5 separate regions of the Homo sapiens genome follow, and regions 1, 2, 3 and 5 are each linked to region 4. The links are chromatin loops, found by intact Hi-C in ENCODE. Cell type or tissue: A673. All regions are shown on one strand.

Region 1 (5,000 bases), 170 kb before region 4:
TCTTAAACATGCTGACTTCAATGAACCCCTGGTCCTCTAACTAGGCTGTGAATAATAGGACATTAAAAAATAGTTATGTGGCACAAAACACAAACACATTTAATGTTTATTATTTTGGTTAACAAAATGCACATTTATTTGAAAATAAATTCTATTCATTTTTTAAATTCTTTTGTTCTTTCCACTTTTATTCTGTTTTTTATTCTACCCAGGTAACTTCCAGAACGTACATACCTTTCTTAACCAAAAAAAATTATGGTACTAGTTCTGTGTTATCATAGTAGAGTGCTCTCTGTTTTCTCTGAAGTCCAAGTTTGAATTGGTAAACACAAAGCTGTTTGGAAAAACAAAAATACAACTGTTAATTAAAACCTGTCCTCCTCACCCCCAAATAACAAGCTGTTGAATTCAAATGTTGTTTTCTTATGTTGCTGTTGTTTCATACCTGCTTGTGGGTGTAAACACAGCATCTGTCCCTTCTTGATAGGTGTCAAGGAGTTCAGGGGACTTCTGTTATGACAATGAAGATGAATGACACTTACCAAAATTTTCCCATTCCAAGCCTGGTACCAACCACTTTACACCTATTAATTTATGTCATCCTGCCTGAGAAGACAGAAATTATTAGCTCCTTCTTACAAGTGAGAAATTAGCCTTGCGAAGGTCAAGGGCTTGCCCAAGTTCACCTTGGCTGGGTAGTAGAGGAAGCACCAAAAGTCCAGCATCCAGATTACCTCTTCCATGCTGCACTGTCTCGTGGGCAAAGCAGTTACTTTTGATTCACATTGAGGTTGCGAGCATCCTAATAGTCTTCTTCCGTCACTAACATGAATTTAACAGAGGATATTTGGCAAATTCTATTAAAAATGTGTAATTCTCCATTAAAATATTCAAATTATATTTAAAATCCATTTTACCCACACCCATGAAATTCGTAGAAAATATCCGGTTACTGAGGAGCTATTAGTTAGCTCTCTGAACTTTAATTACTCCCAGGACTGTGATTTGCATGGACAAATCAAAAAACACAATGGAGAACAAAGAAGAGGTTCAGCAAAGAAATGAGATAGTTTTCTCACCCTTTCCCCTTATTTGTCCTTTGCTACAGGTCTTGCATTATCAAACAAAGGCATGCATCACGTGCAAAGAATAGAAAACAAGAGAGATGAAATGGGCATCTTTCTGGAAACGTTGTTTGCGAGCCTAGCTTTGAAATTTACACCTCCAGGTTGATCCTTCACTTGCCAGTACACATGTCTGAAACCAATACTCTAAGAAGAATACTGAACAGCATGAATATGTCTTCTGGATTTCCTTCCTTGGCAATGAGATGCTATTCTTGGGATAGATCATCCAGCCTTGAGTTTTTCTGCTAATCCACTCAGGAGCCAGCCTTTGGGCTCTGAAATAGATCTGCTCCTTCTCTATCAACAATATGCACATACTGTGCACCAAAAGTCTTGGAGCACAGTACGGAGCCTGAGACTTCTTCAGGAGCTACGAATAAGGGAGTTCTTCCTGTTAAACTCATTACATTTACAAAGGCCCACCCGTCGTTTTTCCTAAAATAATTTCCTTTTATGAATGTAGAGTTGAAATGTTACACTAACAATTCCCATACTTGTTCCAAGATTTTTCACAGACTTGCCATACCTAAACAACTTTCTCCTTACAGCTTCAAAGATAGGACTAAATATATCATCCCTATTTAACAATCTTAAAATTTGAAAAATTTTTAAAAGAGGGAATCGTCTTCCCCTAATAAGAAGAGGCATACTGACCATAATTCCTCAATTACTTTTACTTTCTAATCCAAATGAACATATAGATGAAAGGTGTTTTTCAAAATGCAGAGTAGGTGCAAAATCTTTCATCAGAGGTGAAGTATTTGATATGTCCTTGGTCATGAAAGAAATCCTCAAAATTAAGATTTATTTTTACATTTCATCTTTTTATAGCCAACTGTCCACATAACCACCAGAAAAAAATACCATGATGGATTTTTTTTTAATTTAATGAAGGTAACTGATCTTTTTAGAGTTTTTCTGATAGGCACAGAACCTATTAAAATATGCATATTTTATATATATACATACCTGTGTGTGTGTGAGCACACGCACGTGTGTGTGCGCCTGTGTGCCTGGGTGTGTATGTGTGTGGATACATCTTCAGCTCAAGTAGCAACAGTGACCTCTAGTGTGTCTTTTAAATTTTCTCCCTCTACAACTTTAACTCATTGTTTCTTTAACCTCTAGGGCATTATTTAAGCAAAATGTTACAGTTCATATTTGGTCTAATTTCTGTATTGACTCTATATGCTGACAACTTATTCTTGAGAAATCTTCTTTGATCTTGGTAATGTATGATAAAATAATTGTGCCTTCATTAATGACTGTAATTATAGTACATAAAGCTGTCATTTAAATGAATAATCACCCCCCCCCCACCCCTCAAAAAAGGTTGGCTTCATTTGCAAAATGAATTTAACTTCAGCTGAATAACTCTTTGAGCTATAAGCCAGGAGCATCCACATGCAGTCATGTATTGTTTGCAAGAGTGCTCGTTTCTCATTGATGAGGTCCCCTCCCCCGTTCTTTTTAACTAAAATTAAGAGAGAATCAAAGAATCCGTCGGGCAAAACATTTTTTTTCAGTTTTGGGGGTTTTGCCTTAGACGTGTGCTGATGTCAGGACAGAGTCCACAAGAATGAAGTGGCCTGGCTCTGGCAGCTTGTGTCAGCACTTTCATTCCAAGTTCCTCTTTTCAGGAGTTTATAACATTGCAATAAAATTTATTATGGGCTGGGACTTGGCATACAGGAGCCTGGGCTAACACCGTAAAGTAGTTTGGAGATTTTTTTCTTTTCTTTTTTTTTTTCCAAGCAAATGTTCAAATCTGTTGGGTCCTGTTTCCCTTTTTAGGGAGTTCAAAATAAAAGCCTGCTCTCATCTGGTCACATGGCCTTGGTTTCTCCTGGTTTTGCTTTCCCTGTGGGCTGTTAGAGGAGAACTGAAAAGGGTCCCCTACCTACGCTATGGTAAACTCTTTTAGGATGAGTTGGAAACAAACAAACAAAAGTAATAAAGAAGTAAATGTTTCCTGTAAATGAAAAAGGCCCTTAAAATTGTAGTTGTTGGAAAAGAGCCTCCAGGGTAGGCGAGGGAAACATGAAAAGGTATTCAAGACTGTTTTCTATAATTGGGTGATCTTCTATGCCCCCCAACAGCTGGGCTTGTTGGCAAACAAGAAGCTGTATGTGGAAAACATGCTCCAATCTGTGTAAACGAAGCAAGCCATGAAAATTAGCATCATCCCCAGGTTAAAAAACAAAATAAAACATGCAGAACACAGACCCCTAGAGAATCAGGTGGGAGGATGTGAGTATGTGGTTATGAGTATGTGCAAGCAGATCTGTTTGATACCGTGGCATATAGAAAATATACACTATACATTTACATTTAATGTATACCTTGTCATGCCTCCCTTGCTTTGTCTTCTTGTTATTGCCCACAAGAATCTATGTCTCAACGACAATTCCGAGATGACCCCCATCCAGAAAAAGAACAAACAATTGAATCAGAAAAATGATTAATCCCATGGAAGGAAATTAATTAGGGGTGTACATAGCTCAATAAGGAATGTCAGAGTTAGAAGGAACTTAGAGTATTGCTTGACCAACCGCTCTTGTATTTTCATTTGCAAGTGAATAAGGTCGCGAATGTCAGCTTTTCCACATCAGAGCTGATATTCAACTAGAACACACAGTATATCTTTACAGGTGGTTAATGGGCAGCATGTGTTCTAATTGGACAGTGCCCAGCCTGGTTGATGTTTTTGGATACTTTCGAATATCACTGCTATCTGTGGTCACACACTGAGTTTGTGGCGATAAGCTATATCCTGGGTTTCTCTGCCAATCATCAGAAATTGTACAGGCTCCAAAATTTTTAACTTGATAGATCTACCGCAAACACTTTCTTAAACGGCCCCCACTTAACTGCTTTGCCAGATCAGACCCACCTGATTAGCAAATGCTCTCTGTTCACTGCATAAAACCCTCCACAGGATGAATGCTAGTGTCTTCTCATTGAGGACCAATGGTATCTACAGTTTGTCCCTAAACCTCCTTAAGTCATTGTACTTTTTTTTTTTTTTCGAGATGGAGTCTCGCACTGTTGCCCAAGCTGAAGTGCAGTGGCGTGATCTCGGCTCCCTGCAACCTCTGCCTCCTGGGTTCAAGTGATTCTTCTGCCTCAGCCTCCCGAGTAGCTGGGACTACAGGTGTGTACCACCACAATGGGCTAATTTTTGTATTTTTAGTAGAGACGGGGTATCACCATATTGGCCAAGCTGGTCTCAAACTCCTGACCTCGTGATCCACCCGCCTTGGCCTCCCAAAGTGCTGGAATTACAGGCATGAGCCACTGCACCTGGCCATCATTGTACTTTTTATTATAATTATGTCATTTAATAAAATATGAAGCTATGAATGTATTTTCATGAATCTATGAAAATTTAGCCAAGCACATTGAAAGACTTAATATAGTTGATTTTTGTTTAAAGTAGGATTGTTAAAAAAAAAAAAAAAAAGTAGGCTGTTGAAATGGGGTGGGCCAGACAACTGTGAACAATTGGAAAAAGCTGCAAAACAATGTGGACATTCTTTTGGCAGTCAAAGTGCTTTGCAAGTATCATATTTTTTTCAGAGAAATTTCCAAACTGGAAATTGTAGAAATATATTATGGATATGGTTTATATAAGAAAGATGCTGTGGAATTCCAGAGGACCCAGACAGGAGGAAGGACCCTCACCCCTGCATCAACAGCTGCAAAATGGACGTGCATTAAAATAAATGTTTAAGTGTAATATCATTTTAAATCATTCCCCACTTGAACAAACTTTGGATTAACTGATTAACAAGTGGTCTCATCATGTCTGAGTAGAGGGCTCTTCCACTAACTCTTTTAGCTCTGTTGTCTTGAGAGGATTCCAGAAAAGAA
Region 2 (5,000 bases), 190 kb after region 4:
TCCAGCCTGGGTGACACAGTGAGACTCTGTCTCAAAGAATAAAAAATAACCAATGTCCCCACATAACTTTTACTTATATAGGTTATATCCATCATCTTTCCCATGTTAGAAATAAATAGGAAGAAATATTTTAAGTATTTATTTGAAAATAATAGGCCCATTCATATTAGTATATATAGCATTTTTATAAAAATAACTATATTTACCAAAATAAAATAAATTAGTGAGACTAGTAGGCCCATTCCCACCAGGAACCAGCAGCATGGACTCTCTAACCAGAAACCTAAAGCTAGGCCTGGTTTTCCTATTTGCCTTTTAGCCTGAAGATCATAAAGGTGTCTATCTTCTTACTTGATCATTTTTCCAGTTTATTTATTTTTTCTTCTTTCTGTTACAATTCCCCAGATCACCCCCCGCCCCCAAACAATACTATTAGCAATCCCTTAGTGAACCTTGCCTAAAATAGTACATGATTAAATAGATGGATGGATAGATAGGTGCTAGATAGATACATAGATAATAGATACATAGATGATAGGTGGAGAGAGATGATACACACATACATGCATACATATATGCATACATAGACAATAGGTTGATAAATTTATTTTTACCTAAATGGGGGCATGCTATGCATACTGGCCTGCCCCATTGCTTTTTATCCTTAACAATGTATCTTGGAGATTATGTCATAAGAGCACATGTAAATCCACCTCCCCTTTTCTCCCCCTAATTTACTTTGTGACTCATTCCCCTCCTTAGTGGAACTTCGCTAGATGAATTTCACTTACATCTTTCTCTCATACACTTCCCCTGCATCCTGATCTTCTTCCTTTTAAAGCTCATCGCACTCTGCGATGAGAAGCAGTCATGTGATGCTGACACTTGCTACATGCCAGGCAACATTTTAAGATTTTGTATTAACTCATTTAACCTTTGCAGTGATCCCATAAGGTAGATACCAGTAGGGTCTGTGACCTTCCAAGGGCCACACAGCTAGAAGTAACAGACTGGATTCAAACCCAGGCACTGTGGCACCAGAGTCCCTGCTTCTTGTCACTGTGCTATGCTTCCCTCAGTACTGCTCTGATGCAGTAAGTACTCGATGTCTTTCTCACCAGACCAGACGGTAAGGGGTTGTTGACATTGTCCACTATCAAATCCCCTAACAGGCGTTGCATAAATATTTGGAATTGAATGCCAGTAATGATACCACATTCTAGAGGCTCCCTACTATGGGTCACTGTGCTAAGCATTCCACATATATTATCTCACTTAACCCAGCAACTCCAGGAAATCCTTTACCCATAATTATCCAAATCTTACAGATGAGGAAAATGAAGAGGTATTATACCTAGTAAATTAGAGAGGCAGAGTTGAACCCAGGTCCATTTGAATTTAAAGCATGCACTTAACCTCTACACCAGACCAGCCACTCTCTCTGAGAGCCACCAACATCCTCCCCTCCTGGAATCCCACCTTCACAGGATGCTGAACACCCAGAACCAGCTCTAGAGCAAAAGCTCCTGCAGCAAACTTGCTACAGTTCCTACTATTCTAGAAAAAAAGGTGCCAAAGTTGTTATTATTATTAAAGAAGTGTCTCTCCCTACCCAGAGCTGCATTAGCACCCAAGGCAGTTAAATTGTAGTGCATCATAAGGCACCAAATATCATCTCAATTGTCACAACACATTCATGTGCTTGAAAAGTGAAAAGGGTACAAGCTTGCCACTCAGCCAGTCTTAGTACTTAATGTCTTGAAATTGGCGAAGAGAGGAAAATCCTAGAAAGACTTTCTTTGGGGTAAAGCTAACTGGCACACATTTACTGCAAATCCAATAGACTAGTTTCCCCATCTAACATAATTTATCTTGAAACACCACAGGTGGCCTATATTAAGAACAGCACTGGCCCTGCCACAGGACTGGCAACGCCACGGTCTCACACTGCCCTCTGCAGCCTGGCTGCAGTCTTCACAATGCTCCCTCAACCTGCCCAACTGTCACAGCTTGGGATGTCGTACACATACCTCCAGTCCTTCAGGTAGAATCACTACCTACCTTTAGTCTAGAGACCAAAAATAAAATACCACTTAACTTGGTGCTTACACAGGTACATTTACAGCCATGATTCTTCCCTCTAGGGCTGGTGTGTGTGAAAAGCACACCTTTGGGGGCTCATTCATAACACTCTTTTCCAATAAGAGGATTAAATTAGGAAGACATTTACCCAGATTGGTCTCATTTACTCACCCTAGTCTCTCCCTGAAGCCCCTTCTTTCTACAATACAGTATGCAACCCCTAAGGAGAAGGCAGGTGCCATCGAGGTCAAAAATACATTGGGTGAAGAGCAAAATAATCCAAAGGAAAGAAAGACAATGCTCTGCAGACTAAACCTATTATCCAAGAAGAAAAATCTTTAACAGATGTATATGCTGAAAGAAGACCAAATATCTGTCCTAAAACCCAAAATACATACATTCATGAAGACTGTTTTAAAATCTTTTATCTAGGATATATTTTAATATATTTGTATATATATGCAAATGTGTATATACATATGTTTATGTTGTGTATGTGTATATGTATGTGTACGTATATGTGTAGGTTTATGTGTGTATATGTATATATTCTCCTAGAAAACCTCTTAGGTTGGCTGGAAACGAGCTATCTTTGTATTTCGACATGCAAGAAAGGTAGTATGGGCCAGGTGTGGTGGCTCACACCAGTAATCCCAGCACTTTGGGAGGCCGAGGCAGGCAGATCACTTGAAGTCAGGAGTTTGAGACTAGCATGGCCAACATGGTGGAACACCATCTCTACTAAAAATACAAAAATTAGCTCGGTGTGGTGGCAGGCGCCTGAAATCCCAGCTACTTGGGAGGCTGAAGCAGGAAAATGGCTTGAACCCTGGAGGTGGAGGTTGCAGAGTGACAAGATCATGCCACTGAGCTCCAGCCTGGGCAACAGAGTGAGACTCCATCTCAAAACAAACAAACACACACACACACACACACACACACGCACAAAGATAGCATAAACCTTCTTGGCAAACTTACCACCAACATGCCAGATATTCTTATAAATGTCCTATCCTCCATACCACCCTCACTCTCCACAGACACAGACACACACACACCCCTTGTACATGCCTGCATTGCATTCTGCAAGGCCGTCTGTGAGAGAGCTTTTCTGGGAAACCACCTTTAAACCACAGGCAAACAACCAGTTCCACACCATTCCATGTCAGGTTGTCAGGCACTTTCTTAACTGAGCTTTTAATCCAAAGTTGTTTTTTTTTTTCTTTTTTCACTACAAAGTTAGAAGAAAAACAAATGAGAGTCTGCTGGGGGTTGGGAGGAGATCTTCACCTGGAAGAAGAGAGAAGACAATGCCCAAGTTTGCAACCTTCAGGGATGGGGTCAAAAGGGGCCTATGAAAGGGTGGGAAATATTCCAGAGTTGCGGATCAAGGGAGGGCTCCCGTCAGTATCCAAGGCTCTTCAATCTCTGTCCAAAACCAATGTCTCATCCTCTCAAGCTTTCAAGCTCCAACCCAGGTCTCCCCAGCACAGCTACACTGTTTCCTGGACTCCTCTCCCTTCTCTAGCATCCACTTGTGCATTCCCCAGCCCTTCCTGTCCTTCAAGATGTAGCCAAAACCCCTCTTTAGTGAAGATTTGGGTGACCACTCCAGCAAGATCTGTTCTGCCTGCGGGCAGTCCTTGTTTGCCTTTTGCTGCACCCATGGAGATCGCACTGTCTAGGGAGCTCTCATAGGCATGCCCTTCATCTCACTAACTAGACTGCATGTTGCCTGAGGCTGGGCATTGGGTACTTCACGTGCTGACTGCTTGGTTCCCTGGCTCATGCTGGCTGGGTCAGCCGGGGCTCCACGGAGCAGCCGCAGATCTACTCTGAGTAGCGATCATCATGTCCAGCACAATTCCAGGCATTTTCTGGGCACTTGGTACACTTTAATTAAATGAATGAACAAAACAAAACACTGGCAGGAAAAAAAACGGAGAGTGACTGCCTGAGGTCCAATATGCTAGGAAATATGTCAGTCCACTGATAAACTCCAGCTACTCAGCAAAGGGAAAAGATACTGAGAGGCCAATTTAAAATGATTTGATAGCTTTGCCCATTGCTCCTTATTGTACAATCACAGTCATAAAGTTAGTCCAATCGTTTGTAATCTAAACACACACATGCACACACAATCACTCCATTGGCAGAAACAGATCTGTCTGGAGTTTCCAAAATGTCAGTACCTCCCCACGTTACCAGAATCTTCAAAGCTCCCAAGGGAGAGGCATTGGAGAAAGGATGTTTTTTCAGAGTCAGATCTTTTAGTAGGACAATACCACCCAGTAGGTTAAGAGAGGGCACGATTTACAATTTATTCCAAATAATGAAGTCTGTGCCCTTTGTTTCCCAATAGGAAAGCCTTCCTCTGATTCTAAGGACATTCCACTCTCACCTTCCAATGTTCCCCTTTCTATTCCGATTTAAAAGCAAATAAACAAATAGAAGCAAAGAAAAGAAAGGAAAAATAAAAGACCACTAATAGCCCATGATGTCCAGCCAGGTTTTCCAAACATCCTCTGGAGAGCGTCCATTTTAGGGACGAGATTCTAGTTTGCCTCAGCTCTTCAGCATTCACGCTACCTTTAGAGGGAAAGTCCTAGGACACAGGTGAGAAGGTATGGGGCCTTTCAGGGTTTTCTTGGATTTCTGTTTTAATTTTGTCAAAGAAGACCAAAGAGCCCTGGAAATTTTACCCTCTGCCTCCCATTAACCACACATATTTATCCAGAGCTGCAGGAGGAGCCGTTCTATTCATTTTGCCCTTTGGGTCAATTGATGGATATGGTCACCCAAGGTCTTAGATTAAAGCATCGTGTCAGATCATCCAAACTGTCCAGCACTTGGAGCAGCTGCAATAAGCTACTTTTTAGAGTGTCAATAATTTAAAGGGGAAAAATGTTTTTCAGAGA
Region 3 (5,000 bases), 780 kb before region 4:
TGTGTACAACTTGTTTAAATTAGAGCTCCAGGAAAAAGGAAGTAAAATCGACTTATTAACCTTTTGTTTAACAATTCTTACATACTATATTTTGAAGTAGACGGTGGTGTCTCCCTAGCCTTCGAAAAGTTAAGAATCTGTCAGCATTTTCTCCTGAAAATTTTTATGCATATTTTTGAAAATCCAGCTCTAAGTATGTACTCTATACATAAAATATTTTTTGCTTGAGGTGTCAACAAATTCATTGCACTGCATTGAACTTAGAGAAACATTGTAAACAATACTTAACTAAGGTTCTTCCTTCTCCCTGGTGCTTAAAGATTGAAAATAGAGGTGGTTTCTTTTTTCTCTGGAAATTTATTAACCAATATTCCCTCACTCCAATTCAACCTCCTTTGGTATTTGAAGAGAACCACAAAACACTAGTTGTTAATATTGTTTTAAGCCTCACCCTCTTGCTTCATTGTATCTTTGGTCAGATCTGCTTTTAATATGCCACTTTGCAAGTTTAATTAAAATCATAACAGCTCAATCCTATGAGTTTGGACAACACTGGATATCAGCACAGATTTCAGGAATTATGAAAGAGACATACAATCTCTCTTAAAATTGAGCAGTTGGCTTAACCAATAATGTAGCCTGAAAAGTCTGTTTCTTAAACATGTAAATATTTAACATGACTCAAATGCAGTTGCTCTTTCTATAATTATTCCAAAAGATCATTTATTGCTCTTGAGAGTGCTTTTCTGAATGACACGGTTCTTATTTGAGTTTGTATCACCTTCCTTTTGCAAGAAATCACAGTTTGGGTGTGCTCTCAGAATAATCTGAAACACATTGCCTCCCTCTACTCCTGAAAATTCCAGCTGGTGGTTTGTCACCCATGGCCTGTTGCATTCTTAAGCTTACAAACATTTTTAAGTCTTTTAGATGTGCCACAGGATTTTATTTTTGATGATAATGTTTATTTGCATGTAGCCATAATTGCTGAAGCAGTCAGACTACAGCCACATTAGCGTTTTGCCCCTTATGGTGGAAGATGGTTAAGGATGGCCTGGCGCAATTTGAGCTTTGGAAAAGATTTACCAGATGGGATGATTTTGAAGAGGTTTGATCATTATCTTGGATGTGGAACATATAGTACTTTCTGCATGATTTATCTGAAGTGATTAACTACTGTATTGCTTATTTCCACAGTGCATTCTGTGATCTTCCTGGAAGCATGCAGGTTATGCTTAGTTCTACTCTATTAATTATATGGGGTATCTTCAAATCTTTCTTCTATTGTTTTGCTATTAAGGATTAACTAAACATTTTCTTTGGCCTTTTATTCCTTTTGTAAGATTGTGGCATTGCCCTGTTCAGTGCCTCCTTCCTGTCCCCAGGGGAGGCATATTTTGGAATATATAAACTAACACCTCTAAAATATTAAGAAGAAAACCTCTAACTAAAAATACAATATGATTTCAACCAAAAAGAAGACGTTAAATTTCATTTTGACATGATGAGTTTTACACACACCCACAGAAGTCTGATACTGGGAGGTGAGCTAAGGACAGAGTATCCGTTTAAGCTCTAACTATTGCTGGGTTTTGTGGGATTCAAGCAAACCCTCAATGCTAGAAGAACAGCTCTTCAGATTTAAATTTAGTGAATAAAAACTCTCATTTGGTTTATACTCAAATATTTTGTTTTCTTCCTCACAAGTTTCTTAGTAGTTATAGAGATGCTGGCAGAGGGGAAAAAAGCTTTATGTGAATGTGTCCTATTCAGAAATTTTCCTGAATGATCACTGCCAAGGTCTTTAAATTGGCTGTTCTTAAAAATGGAGACCTGTATTATAGTCAAGGTTGGGGCTAAAATTATTAACTTCTCTCCTCTATACCAAATAAAATCATGCCTGGCTTGTAATTCACTTGCATTAAGAAACCAAGTAGAGAACTTGTCCTACTTACAACCAATTTTAGGACATCTATAAATTCAATTTGATGAGTTCAAACAGAATTTCATATGTGCAGAAGAATAAAATATCATCGCCTGATTGTTGCCTATCTGACCTTGAATGTAAAGTGGGTGTCAAGCCATAATTTTTGGACCTCTCATTTGTGCCACATAATGAAGAGTCAGAAAGGATTTATTTTTAGAGACATTTCAGGAGTACCAGTTTGAACCACATTAAATTATTTCCTATTTTCTATACTTACCACCTTGCAAACACTGCCAGAGCTTCAGGGAATATTTTTCTACTTTTCAGTGCCAACAGAAAATTAAGCCCAGCACAGGTATCTATACTGATAGCCCATTTTGGATCCAGGGCGAAATGTTTTCAAAACATTAGTGATTGTTTTACACTACTATGCTTTATGTTAACTCTCACTGACTCACAGCAGCTGATGATACTCAGCTTAATGAAATGTATCTGCTACTTATATTTCAGGGAGACGTACTTCTACAGGATCTAACTCTGGGTAGCTATCTTCTTATTCTCCTCCTTCCTGTCAGAGAGTGACACCACCAGTAATTAAGTTTGAAAACTTACTGTCATTCTGACTCTTGTTATTAGGAACCCATTAAATTCCAAAATAAAAATTAGTCTATCTTATGCTCAGTGCTTAGCTTGATCCATCCTCCCTTCCTTCCTTCCTTCTTTCCTTCCTTCCTTCCTTCCTTCCTTCCTTCCTTCCCTCCTTCCTCCATCCCTCCTTCCCTCCCTTCCTTCCTTCCTTCAGAAATGTGCAGAAAATGAAATTAGGGCATTAACAATAACAAAGGGTTATTGTTTCCTTTAAAAATTGTGGCACACATCAATATAATTTGTTTATACACTTTTGATTGCAAACAAATGTATTTCTCTTTAATGTAGACAAATTAGGCAGTATAGAAAAGCACAAATGCAAAAATATTATTCATATTTCTATTACTCAGAGAAAGCAATGTTTTAAATATTTTGTTGTATATGCTGTAGTCTCAAAAATTATGTTAAATTGCACAAGATATTAGGCAGCCTATTTTATTTACTAAACAGTAATTGTCGGTATTTTCACATGATATTTTCTTCTACAACATGATTATAATTGAAGTATCTATCTCATGACACAGCTGTATCACAATTTGTATACCCAATTACCTATTTTTGTTCATTTAAAACATTTTCAGTTCTCACTGGTACAAATTCTGAGTTGATTTTCTATGGAATAGCTGTATTTTTACTGCTTTGTAGAAGATCCCTACATCTTAAAGATATTAATGTTTTGGTGTATATATTTGTGATATATACTAAAAATTTTCCAATTTGAATGTGACCTTTAAATTTTTATAACTTATTTTTACTTAAAGAAATTATTTCTTTATATAGTGAAATATGTTTTTCTTTATCCATATTTAATTGTATAACATATATTATTACTTTTAAAGTTTTGCTAAGTAAATTTTCTTAATTATTATACTTAAAAAGTATTTTCTAGTCTCTCCAATTTATTCTTTTTGATGAATATTATAATTGTTTTGTGATGTTTCAAAAGTATGTACAGGGGTGATTGGATTTTCATTATGTGTACACATTCATTTTTATATAACTGATATTTTAATGTAGTGAGTCAATCTGGCAATATGTCATAGCTATTCATTTTTTGAAATTTCATTTTCTGCACATTTCTTTGAACTTATTTTATAGCGTTTTAAACTTTTTGCTAATTTGTATGGACTCTTCAAATATTTCTAACTGGTTATTGACTGCACACAAAAAAACTCATTTAATTTTCCATATTCCTTATTTTAAAATAATTATTCTTGTATTCAACTTAGAAAATGTAAAATATAAAGAAATTTAACTGCACCACAAATTTATCATTCAAAAATATTTACTTTTCTTATATCAATATCTATATTGGCAATCCTCTCTATCTTTTTAATATACATAATTTTAGACAGTCTTTTTTGAAAAACATTGGGGTCATACTCTTCATTGCCTTCTGTAAAACATATTTTCTACTAGAGTATATATTTATAACTTTTTCTCCATTTTATGGGATGTACAATATTTCCTAATCCATCTATATTGTTGAATATATGGCTTCCAAATTTTGCATATTAGAAACTGTTATATAACTTGCATAGAGACCTACAGATATCAATAATGATTTCTTTTTTTCTTTGAGACAGAGTCTCGCTCTGTCGCCCAGGCTGGAGTGCAGTGGTGCCATCTCGGCTCACTGCAAGCTCCGCCTCCCAGGTTCATGCCATTCTCCTGCCTCAGCCTCAATAATGATTTCTTGAGAATAAATTTCCAGAAGTGGAATTGCTGTATTAATGGGCATTCAAACTTTGAAGCTTATAATAGATATTGCACAATCTTCCAAAATCATTTTTCCAATTTACTCTTCTATGAGCAGCATTCATTTATCTATAAACCCTAGATATAAATATTTGTCATTTTTATTTCAAATGTTATCAATCTTACTTGTCTAGTAAAAGCAGTAATTAACTAATTAAATTTGCAGACAACAAACTTAGCTATTTTTGTTCTTTGGCAGTTTTCTCACTGATGACATTTGCTCATTTTTTGGTATTTATATATTTGTCTTTTGTCTACACTTTTCAACAGGTTTTATGCATTAGGAATATAGAATATTTGATAAATTTTAATTATTTTAGAGATCTCTAGTTGTTCTAAATTTTAGTTTTTTAAAGTTCTTTTCTATGGATTTGAATTTACAAAATTTTTCATCACCATGAAATTATATATATTTTGACCTATTATTATTTTGAGTGGCTTTATGCTTCTTTACTTTTAATATAAAGTTTAATTTACTGCTAATGTACTTGGAGTATGCTGTGAAATTTATTTTTTCTAAATATTAGGAAATTGTACTCATCCACTTATAGAGTAATCCATCCTTATTACACTTATAGGCAAGTTATTACATGGTATACACTTTCAAATTTTTCATTGTTTATGCTCCTTTTTCTTACATGTATTATTGCATAAGAACCTCTAGAAT
Region 4 (5,000 bases):
ATTAATGGCAATGGCAATGAGGCTAAACCTCCTTTCTTAAGCAACACATTTACATTAGTGTCAAACATTCCCAAAGGGAATAAAAACTGCTCATATTGGGTTTAATCTGTCAATTGAGCATTGAGAATTACAGCTGAAGAATCAAAACAGAAATGAGTACATTGCAAAAGAAAAGGAGAAGGGAGGTATAACCCTGGGGTGTTGGGGAGTGGGGGCAGGTAGCTGAGAGGAATCTAAACTCAATCTTTGAGGAGGGAGAGCTCTTGTGGAACTTCAATAAGTGATCTCCTATGACCCAGGGACAGGGGTAAATGGTGCAGTCAGGAGTTAAGTGCCTGGTGGAGCCATACACAAAACTGTTAATGAAATGGAAGGCTTGGACAGCAAGCAGCAGAGACCCCTCCCTAGTGACATGAAGCCAGGAGCCCTAAGAGAACAAGCAAGAAACAGTCTTTTGTGAGACACAGCAGAGATCTGTCCCTTTGGCCCAGAAGGAAGATCGCAGATAGGACTGGATGTCAGCAACTGGAGGTCAACAACTTAGAGCAGAGCCAGAGAAATACTAGTTTTTCACCAATGGGTTTATATGAGTATGTCCTACTTGTCTGACAGGCTGGTGGCCAGAAAAAAACATCTGTTACACATTTTAATAGGGGCCTTCTGAACACATGATGCTGTAACACAAAGGAGTGATGTAAATGGTGGGGAAATTTAGAGATCACAGCTGGCCAGAAACTAAACTTAACATGGGTCCTTTAAGGCTTTGTCCTTCTGACCATTCCAGGTTCCTAAATCTTCCTGCCAAGTTGGCTGGAAGCCAAAATATTTCTCAACTTTGCATTTATTTCAGGGTGTTAATCTCACAGGCAACCAACCCCTACTTAATAAACTCCAGCTCTCCATGCCCACTCCTTTAGGATGCCTGTGTGTGCTCTCCCGAAGGCTCAGCACACATGCGCCTACCGCTGTCGTTTCCTGCCTGGGGAGGGTGTTGACACAGGAGAGCCAGGGCATCATGCAGCTGTCATCAGCTCAATGCCACAGATGGCATCTCGATTATGCATCCCCTTCCCAAGGCACTTGCCCGTGAGTCTGTGAGCCCTCTACCTGGCTCTGGGTCTTCTTTCCAGCCCCAGAGGCCAGCAGGAGAGGAAGGGTAACGGGGCTCAAGATGGGCTCAAGATCCTTTCGCTCTGCTACCAAGCTGGGAAGGAGTGGGCTTCCCTTGCCTTTTCTTCAGTCCCACTTTTAATCACTAACCACAGAAGGTAATGAGAAAGTGCTTGAATTACAAAGATTCCCATTTATTACTCTGACTGCCCCTCCACAAAGCCCCTCTTTTCCCCTTTGGCAAGAACAGATCACTATTGACACTTTTAGAAGGCCCTGGGCCCCTCTCAATTATTGGCCTAATCTCTGCCTGCTGAATTCTGAAAGCAGAATTCTTTTCTAACTAGATTTTTTAGAAAGTGAAGAGGCTACCCTTGGCTTTATTCATTGGAATGACTTCGCAGGCTAATGTATTCTCCTGTCAGTATATTTTATGGATTCAGCAACATCTGCAGGATATGGAAAGAACAGAAACAAACCAGATGTTTCAAAAAGGTAGCTCCACTAAGCCTCCTTAACATAATTATTGCAATATCACATCCACATTTTATTGTACCTCTTCTATATTTATATGCTGTTAACTTTTCCTGTAGAAATCCGAACCAAGTTCCTTCTAAACAGATTTGCAATCTTTAAAAACAATTTTGACATATATCCTCCATTAAATCCAAATTTTCTTTATCAAATTTTAGAGGGGAAAATAAGATTAAGGAAATGTAGATATTTATCTCAGCCTTCAACATTTACACTCATTTAGTTAATTAGCACTTAATTACACTGTCAAAGGGGGAAATTTTACCACGGACAGACCAATCCCCACCCCTCAGGCCCTCGCTTCTAAGAGAAGCAGACCTTTGCTGGGAGCCAGCTCATTCCTCCACGAAACATTTGTAATGATTACTTGACAAGGAGTGCAGATACAAAATTGCGCAACAGAGAGCCATCACTCACCACAGCCCGCTGGAATTCTCATGCTGGAGCAACAGTGCCCCCCAAAGCAAGCGGCCAGAAGCACCCTGCAAGCAAACACTGGGCTGCCCAAACTTCTATTTTCTGCTTTATAAGCTGAGGAGCTATTTTAAGAGCTGCTGGCCAAAAGCAGGCTCTATTACAACCAGACCAGCATTCCAACCAAGCTGGGGAGCCTCGGCTGGAAACAGAATGTTTCCACCTATTTTAAATCAGACGCCAGGAATTCTCTAAGGAAGAGATGGGAGGTGGGGAAGGAGAGACATGGTAGAAAATTGGAAAATTTTAGAAGTTTGCCAAACTCAAGAGAACAAAGTATAACTGGATTAATGCACAAATCTTATTAACCAAAATGCAAATGAATAGAGTTCCTCCATCTTTTCACAAATGGCAATATTATTTGGTCTCAGCTTTCCTGCCAAACAGAAGAACTCATTAAAGCTGTTGGAAAATAATAGTACTCTAATTAGTTTAATTATGATACGATGAATCAACCCAATTTTTAAAAACAATATGCAATTAGCCTTTTTTAAGTCAAAGACTCTGTTTTCCAAAACAGGAAATGAAGCATAACACTCTTATTTCATCGTTAGGGCAAAATCCTAACCACTCTGATACAGTAGTATAATGAGCATGTAATGAAACCAACAGTCCCCACTTCTTCAGCAACTCTCTTTGTGCATTGACTAGACGGCCTTTTGGCTTCAAGAATGGCAACTGCATTAAGCTGGAGGCTGACCCAAATTTTCCCTTTCAAGTTCTAAGTCCTGTTTTCTATTTTCGTTTCTATCCTGGAATAGGGTCACCCTACAAAAGATGAAATATTACATTCTTAGAAGACAATGAACTGATGATGTCATATTGGCATGTTTGGGTTTTATACTGCTCTTGGGGGTAGTGCAAGGAAAAAAATAATGTGGTGTTGGAAATGGGGAATGCAAGCCAGGCAGCCTGAAATCCAAACTTTTAAAATCAAACCACATAATCAACACCACAATATCGATACTGGGGAGGTTGGAATAGTAAACAAATAGTATATATTTTTTAAAAAACCCTCTTTCCCCTGGGAAAAAAATCCACAATGAGACTCCCACCCACTACAATCTTACCAAAATAGCTAAAATTAAAAGGACTGATAATACCAAGTATTTGTAAGGATAAGAAGAAATTAGAAGTATCATACATTTTTAGTGAGAGTATAAATTGGTACAACACTTTGGAAAACTGCTTCATGGTATCTACTAAATAGCTAAATCCTAAGACCTAGCAATTCCACTCCTGGCCAACCTAAATGAGTGCACACATCCATCAAAAAGCATGTACAAGGACGTTCATAGCAGCTTTATTCATAATAGCCTGAAATTGAAAACAACCCAAAAGTCCATCACTAGTAGGATGAATAAATTGTGACATATTCATATGATGGAATAGTACATAACAATACTGCCCAAACACAGAAGAGTACATACAACAAGCTTTCACTTACATTTTGTTAAGAAATAGGCAAAACTAATCAGTGGTGATAGAAGGCATCATGAAAGTAGTGGAGGAATGACTGGGCAGGGCATGAGAGCCTTCTGGGGTGTACCGGAATTGTTATGTATCTTAATTTGGGTGGCAGCCACACGGGTACATACATAAGTAAAAATGTATGCAACTGGATAGTTAAGATGTATCCCATTTATGTATAGTATACCCCAATTTTATTAAAAAAAAAAACAAAACAAAACAAAACCGTAAAAGCAAAGGCAGAAGAAAAGGAATCTCCTGCTACAAACTAGAGTCCTCTGCTTCAAATTTGTAACATACAATGTCACTTCCCTACATGAAACCCTCCAGGACTTCCCCTTCCTCTGAGAATGGTCTGCAAACCTTTCACTTGGCCTGCATATCCTGGGCCCTATCTACCTTGGCAAACTTTTTACTCATCACCTGTGTTCCACTTCCTCTTGCTAACTGCCCTCCAGCCACCCTGATAGTTTTCTCATCTAATACATCAGGCTCATTTTGACCTAGGTACTTGCCACTTGCTCTTCACTCTGCATGCACTGCTTTTCTCCAGATCCCCCTATGATCACCCCCAACTCATCAGTCAGACCTCAGCTCAAGTGCCATCTTCAGAGAGGCCTCTGCTGCCCACCCTAGCTAAAGTAGCATGCTCATTTCACTACCATCTCTCTCTAGCCTATCACCCCATCTATCCTTTTCAATTTTATACATAGTGCTTCTCATTCTCTAAGATTATCTGGCATGTTTACTTGCTTATTTTCTGCATTCTCCTCTAAAATATATGCTTCTCAAGAAAGTGGACAAGGTCTGTCTTGTTCACTACTGTATCTCCAGTCCCTAGGGTAGAGCCTGTCATCTAGTAGCCACTCAATAAATATTTGCTTAATCATGACTCAATAAATGAATAAATTACCACCCCCAAAAGTTAATGGGCATGGGAAAATTCATAAGGAACATCATGGCACAGTCAAAAGAGCACTGGATTAGGAGTCAGAAGACCGAGATGCTTAGAGTAGATGATTAGCTGCTTTAACATTTTTGATATCACCTATCTAAATCTAGTTGGGAGATTGGACATGTGGACATGAGGAGATAATGAGCAAATGATGCAGCAAAAGGCCAAAGGAGAGACCTCAAAAGATGAAGCCCTATGGTTAGGTTGGCCTGGTCAGGTGACCTTGCAAAGGAGGTGGGGTTTTCACTGGGCCTGGAAGGCTTAGGGGAAGGAATGGGAAGAGATAGAAAGAAGCAGAAGATCATAAATTGCGAACTTGGGTCAGCGAATGTGCAGAGGTGAGAAAACCCAAGACCTGCTGAAGACCCAGGAGCAGATGCATGTCACTCAGAGCAGAGGACTGGTTCAGGAGACTGTCTCACCAGTGTCCAGAAAGTGACTGTCCTCATTCTTTGAG
Region 5 (5,000 bases), 410 kb before region 4:
CATTTTACTAGCTGACACCTCTTAGACAAGGCCTTGATACAGTGCCCTATGCAGTCGCTACCTGCATGCTCATGGTACGGGGTATGAATGACAGTAAAAATTACACAAGTAACAGTTAAACTTAATCATTTCACTCTCCTTCCCCAAATAGGGAAATTGGACAATTTAAGTTTAATTCATGTCTCTCCCACCTCAGCCAGTTAATAAGAATTGAGTATCCCAAAGTCAATGAGGAAAAAAAAATAACTTAAATTTTAAAATATAGTCAATGAGAAGAGGACTAAAGAGAAGCAGACTAGATCATTCGCCCATGGAAAGTGAAGACTTGCCAATACAATGTGCCTTTTTAGTGTTTTCCTTTAATTGTTACAAATCTGTGATTTGTTATATTTGACCCAGTGGAAGTCCTGCAAGTCACACTGACCTATTAATAGAAACCCAGACTCCAAACAACCAAGAAACAGAGCTCAGGCCTGCTTCATTTCTCTACTTGCACCTCAAGAGCAGCAGTGACCTTTGCCTATCATCCGACAACAATGTGGATGGCATCATATTTCTACCAACATCTCTGTTTGGTGTGTGAAGTTATTTCCAAAAAGCTTCATTCATTTAATCCTCCAGCTGTCTAAAAATCTTTATGGGTGACCATTTTTAGCATGCCCTTTACCCTTTGCTCTCTGAACCCATCCAGGTCCTTGCTTAAGGCTCCCAAAGGTCTAAGAGCAGTAGGGGGAGAAAGTGAAAACTGGATACCTAATGATATAGAAGTCAGCTGGTAAAGTCCATAAAATTACTTTGGGGATTAGCTGGTAGAAGAGGTGGTGCTGTGTTTGTACTTCTACTTTCACAACACAAAATAATTAATGAGTAAAAAATACTTTTTGTTTAATAATTGCTGTTCTTCATTAGTGTGAACCAAGGGCACGGTCTATCTAAGACAATAACATCTGCACCCCATATTTCATTATCACCAAACTTCACATTTCACACAAAAGCAATGCTAGCACAGCCTTACAGCTTTAATTAGTTTCTGCCATAGCTGTGAAGGTCAGCCAATTATTGTGTGTGAAATTTCAATATGAAGTGGCTGAATTGAAGACAGCATTGCAACAGTGTGGGATTCTGCAGTGCTGTAAATCTAGTACTTTGGAACCATTTTTTAAAACACAAGATAACATAAAATAATCATCAGGTATGCATGGCTTCAAGGCTTACTGGTTAATTTAACATGTGCTTGGTGGGGGAAGAAAACCACATCATTTCTGATTGTTGCTTAAATTCCCTCATTACATCGTCATTATCTGTGACACAGTTGTTAAGGCTGAATCCATGTTTTTATGATCAACATCTTTTAACTCACTTAGAATTGCACTGGAACATTTGATTTAGAAATAAAGCCTGGTTTTACTGGATTTACATGATGCTTACACACACACATACATATAGATACATATATACATACACATATATTTTATATAGGTACATAATGTTTAATATGTATGTATTCATATGTATACACATGTTTAAACACTGCATGTTTGACCCATCAAAATATAAAGATATTAATTAAGTCAACTTAAGAATATCATTTTACTGAAAAACTTGCTGAATTAGAAAAAAATTTACTAGGGATTCAACTTTATGAGTTTTCTATTTAGGATCATAGAACTTTGAAATTAGAAATGACCTTGAAGCTCATCTGCTCTAGCCCCTCTGTTTTATGCATGAGGAAATATGCCCAAGAATAATACAGGTTTTCCCAAGTCCAAGAGTGTCAGCAACTCAACTCAAATTCTGGACTCCTATTTCTCCTGACTTTCCATGGGCCTGTTTTACCATGGCATAACAATGGAGATAAGATGTGCCACATGATAAATAAAAGCTCCAAATTTTGCTCTCGGATTTTCATGAGATTGGAGGCCAGTTTGCTTTGTTTTGTTTTCTACATAGATATACGTAGTTTAATCCTAATTCAAGCAAACAAATATTTTTTGAGCTATCCTTTGTGCAAGGAACCCTGAAAAGCATCCCATGTATCTAGCATGATTAAAATGTTTTCACCAAGTTTACAAACCGGCAGCATAGATAAAACAAAGAGGAGGAGTAAAAAGAGACCACAGAGTTAATGGAAACACCTGTCAGATTGGAGGAGGATAAAGACAGGGTAGAGCTAAGGAGGCATACCAAAAGATAAGTCAGAAGAAAGAAAATGGAAGAATATTGAGCAGCATCCCTGGCTTCTACCCACTAGATGCCAGTAGTGCCCCCTGCTCGAATCATGACATTAAACATTCTCTCTATACATTGACACATGTCCCCAGACAGGGGTAGAGGGGGAGCAAATTTATTTAAGAACCACTGATCTAGGGTCTAGATTCCAGACTATAAAGTATTGTGGATCTTGGAAGACTTCTCATTTCCAAAATAGACAATTTACTTCAACTTCACTGGGATGCGTGAACCTTTGATCCTTCCATGATTTCCCAAGCTACAGGCTGGGAAGGTAATATCACAGACTGCAGAGAGGCTCAGAAGCTAAAGATTGAACTGAGGTTGCTTGATTTGATGGTTTGGTAACCTATGGAAGGAAGTTAGATTGCAATGGATTAAAGAGTAAGTGAATGTGATTGAGCAGTGAGCAAGTACAGTTGCAGGTGTGCACAATTCTTCCAATGAGTTAAAAAGTAAAAGAGCAGAGGTGATGTAGCATCTCCAGGGAATTATAGGGTTGAGCACTCTCAACCTCAGGAACTGTTGATATCTGGAGCAGATAAGTCTTTGTTGGGGTTGGGGAAAAGAAGACCTGTAATTTTAAATGGAATGTTTTGCAGCACCCCTGGTTTCTACTCTTAAGATGCCAGTAACACTCCTACCCTCAGTTGTGAAAACCAAAAATGCCTCCAGATGATGCCAAATGTCCACTGGAACGTAAAATCTTTCCTAATTGAGAACCACTGGGTTAGGGAAGAGGATTTTTTAGTTTTTTAATTGAAAGTAAAGAAAACTTAAGCAAGTTTTCAGAAACAGAAGAAAAGACAAGGAGAATGAGAGAGACTAAAGATGCAAGGGGAAACAAGGACACACGGGGAGGGGACCAAAGCAAGAAAAAGGTAATAATAGGGAAGACCAAGAGTGCTTTGAACAGGAGAATGGACTTTCCTTCAGAGCAAATAAAGAAATAGAAGGTCTGTAAATGGAAGACAGATGTTAACAGCAGTCAAACCAGGAAGTCTTGATCTTTGAAGCAAAGTTGTAGATGAGCTTTGTTTGATGATAGGATTTGAGAGTAGGAATTCACTATAAAGTTGAGAGGCAAACTTCTGGCCACTGCTTAGCTGGGACTTGAGAGAATACCTTGGTAGCAGAACCAAGAAGTGTATAAAAGATGCCAAAGTTGTTTCTTACTCAATTAACCTTTACCTGCCTGGCAGCAGGAGCAGAAAAATGGACACTTCTGCTGAGACAGAAACAGCAGAAGGACAAGTGGCAAAAGGGAATGGGGGCAGAGTAGGAAATCTGTGAGTGTACATGAGGCACAGACTGAGTTAAGAGGGAGAAAAGGGATGAATCAAGGGATCATGCATCCCAATGAGATTGAAGCAGATTCTCTGTTTTGGAATTAGAGGCCTCTCTAAGATCCGTAATACTCTGTGGTCTACAAACTGGAATCTAGATCAAATGACTTTGTCACATCCCTACTCCTGCCAGGGACATTTGGCAATGTCTGGAAACAATTTTTATTATTATGATTGAGGCCAAGACAGGGTGGCAGTGGGAGTGGGACAGGGGTACTACAGGCATCTAGTGGGCAGAAGCCAGGGATGCTGCTGAACATCCTATAATGAACGGTGTAACCCTCACAATAAAGAATTATCTGGTGCATGGAGTCAATAGTGTCACTATTGAGAAACCTTAAGAAACCTTTTATTCTAGATTAAAACTAGCTATCTTGGAAGTTAGCTAATGAAAACTCTTACGACTTTTTTTAAGAAATTAAGCTGCTGAAATTTCTTTTTTACAACCCTATTATACTTTAGCATCAATTTTTATAGTCTTTTGGAAAGAAGGACCTCCAACTGTTTTTATTTATTAATTATTCCATCCCAAATAAGTTGAGTTTTATAATGGGGCCCATGTTAAGCATAGAAAATATAAAAATAAGGTTGACATAGACAAGCATTAACTTAGAGAGAAGCATAACTATGGAATGAATTGTGTCCCTCCAAAATCCATATGTTGAAGCCCTAATCCCTAGTGTGACCGTATTAGCAGATAGTGCCCCTAAGAAGGTAATTAAAGCTAAATTAGGTCATAAGGGTGGGGCCCTGATGTGATAGGATTAGTATCTTTATAAGAAGAGACACCAGAGATCTAGTGTCTGCAAGCCAGGAAGACAGGCCTCACCAGAAACCTGCCATGCTAGCACCCTGATCTCTGTCCTCTCTCCCCAAGAACTGTGAGAAAATAAATGTCTATTGTTTAAACCACCCAATGTCTAGTATTTTAATATAGTAGCCTAAGCAGACCAAGACAGAATATTCTCCTGTTTTGTTGCTATTGTTAATTTAGTTCATTTATTCTAACACTTGTCCTAAGCAAATGCTAAGAAGCCAGTTTTGTCTTAGGAGTCTTCCCATTCTAACCGAACTTCTTATTCTCCACTCTTCTCCCCATCTTTGGCAGTAAGGAAAAGAGATTGTACTTCAAAATTAGACAGACCTGTGCAAATTCTAGCACCTAACCTAAAAAGCACCAGGTTCGTTTTCCTCATGTATGGAAAGGGGCGAAATCACATTTACTTGCAGGTGTATTATATGACTTAAGTGAAAAATCAGGTGAGAATGCCTAATATTGTTAAATTGAGACATGGCAGTCTCTCAATAGATAACACTTCTGATCCTCTTGGATCAGAATTGTAGTCAAAGGTTGTTTTCCGAAATTATTTGGTTTGCTCTTCCCAACTGTGTCATTAGGTGCTGGCCTAAAGAGGCTAAAGTTTT

What was found. Hi-C counts contacts between places; a loop is a spot of excess contacts. Peaks named below come from ENCODE experiments on the same cell type or tissue, not always from the same donor. Only the 100,000 strongest peaks of a DNase experiment are listed, where the experiment ranks them.
Region 1: it touches region 4 in a loop (5-fold over the local background); 19 of 110 quality-filtered maps call a loop at or near these places.
Region 2: it touches region 4 in a loop (2.9-fold over the local background); 40 of 110 quality-filtered maps call a loop at or near these places.
Region 3: a loop joins it to region 4, with 15 times the contacts of the local background. A loop is called at or near these places in 2 of 110 quality-filtered maps.
Region 5: a loop joins it to region 4, with 10 times the contacts of the local background. A loop is called at or near these places in 8 of 110 quality-filtered maps.

Annotation. Positions count from the first base shown.
Region 1 is chr2:67,474,819-67,479,818 of GRCh38, forward strand. No RefSeq gene overlaps it. Among named protein-coding and RNA genes, the nearest start is that of ETAA1, 80 kb to the left of the region's middle. In A673, a CTCF peak has its summit at 2,212 (motif pointing left); a DNase peak (open chromatin) is centred at 2,183.
Region 2 is chr2:67,838,713-67,843,712 of GRCh38, forward strand. No RefSeq gene overlaps it. Among named protein-coding and RNA genes, the nearest start is that of LINC01812, 16 kb to the left of the region's middle. In A673, a CTCF peak has its summit at 1,972 (motif pointing left); a DNase peak (open chromatin) is centred at 1,919.
Region 3 is chr2:66,873,636-66,878,635 of GRCh38, forward strand. No RefSeq gene overlaps it. Among named protein-coding and RNA genes, the nearest start is that of LINC01799, 28 kb to the right of the region's middle. In A673, a CTCF peak has its summit at 981; DNase peaks (open chromatin) are centred at 1,026 and 2,666; H3K27ac peaks cover 4,268 bases.
Region 4 is chr2:67,648,905-67,653,904 of GRCh38, forward strand. LOC105374786 (a long non-coding RNA gene) reads right to left here and starts at 2,126. Exons shown (of 4, transcript XR_001739524.2): 1 at 2,062-2,126. In A673, a CTCF peak has its summit at 2,112; DNase peaks (open chromatin) are centred at 817 and 2,087; H3K27ac peaks cover 2,155 bases.
Region 5 is chr2:67,235,235-67,240,234 of GRCh38, forward strand. All of the region lies in intron 1 of LINC01828 (long intergenic non-protein coding RNA 1828), which reads left to right. The region is part of intron 2 of LOC101927661 (a long non-coding RNA gene); the gene reads left to right. Among named protein-coding and RNA genes, the nearest start is that of LINC01829, 22 kb to the left of the region's middle. RefSeq lists an enhancer at 207-1,648. In A673, a CTCF peak has its summit at 2,240 (motif pointing right); no DNase peak of the experiment used is centred here.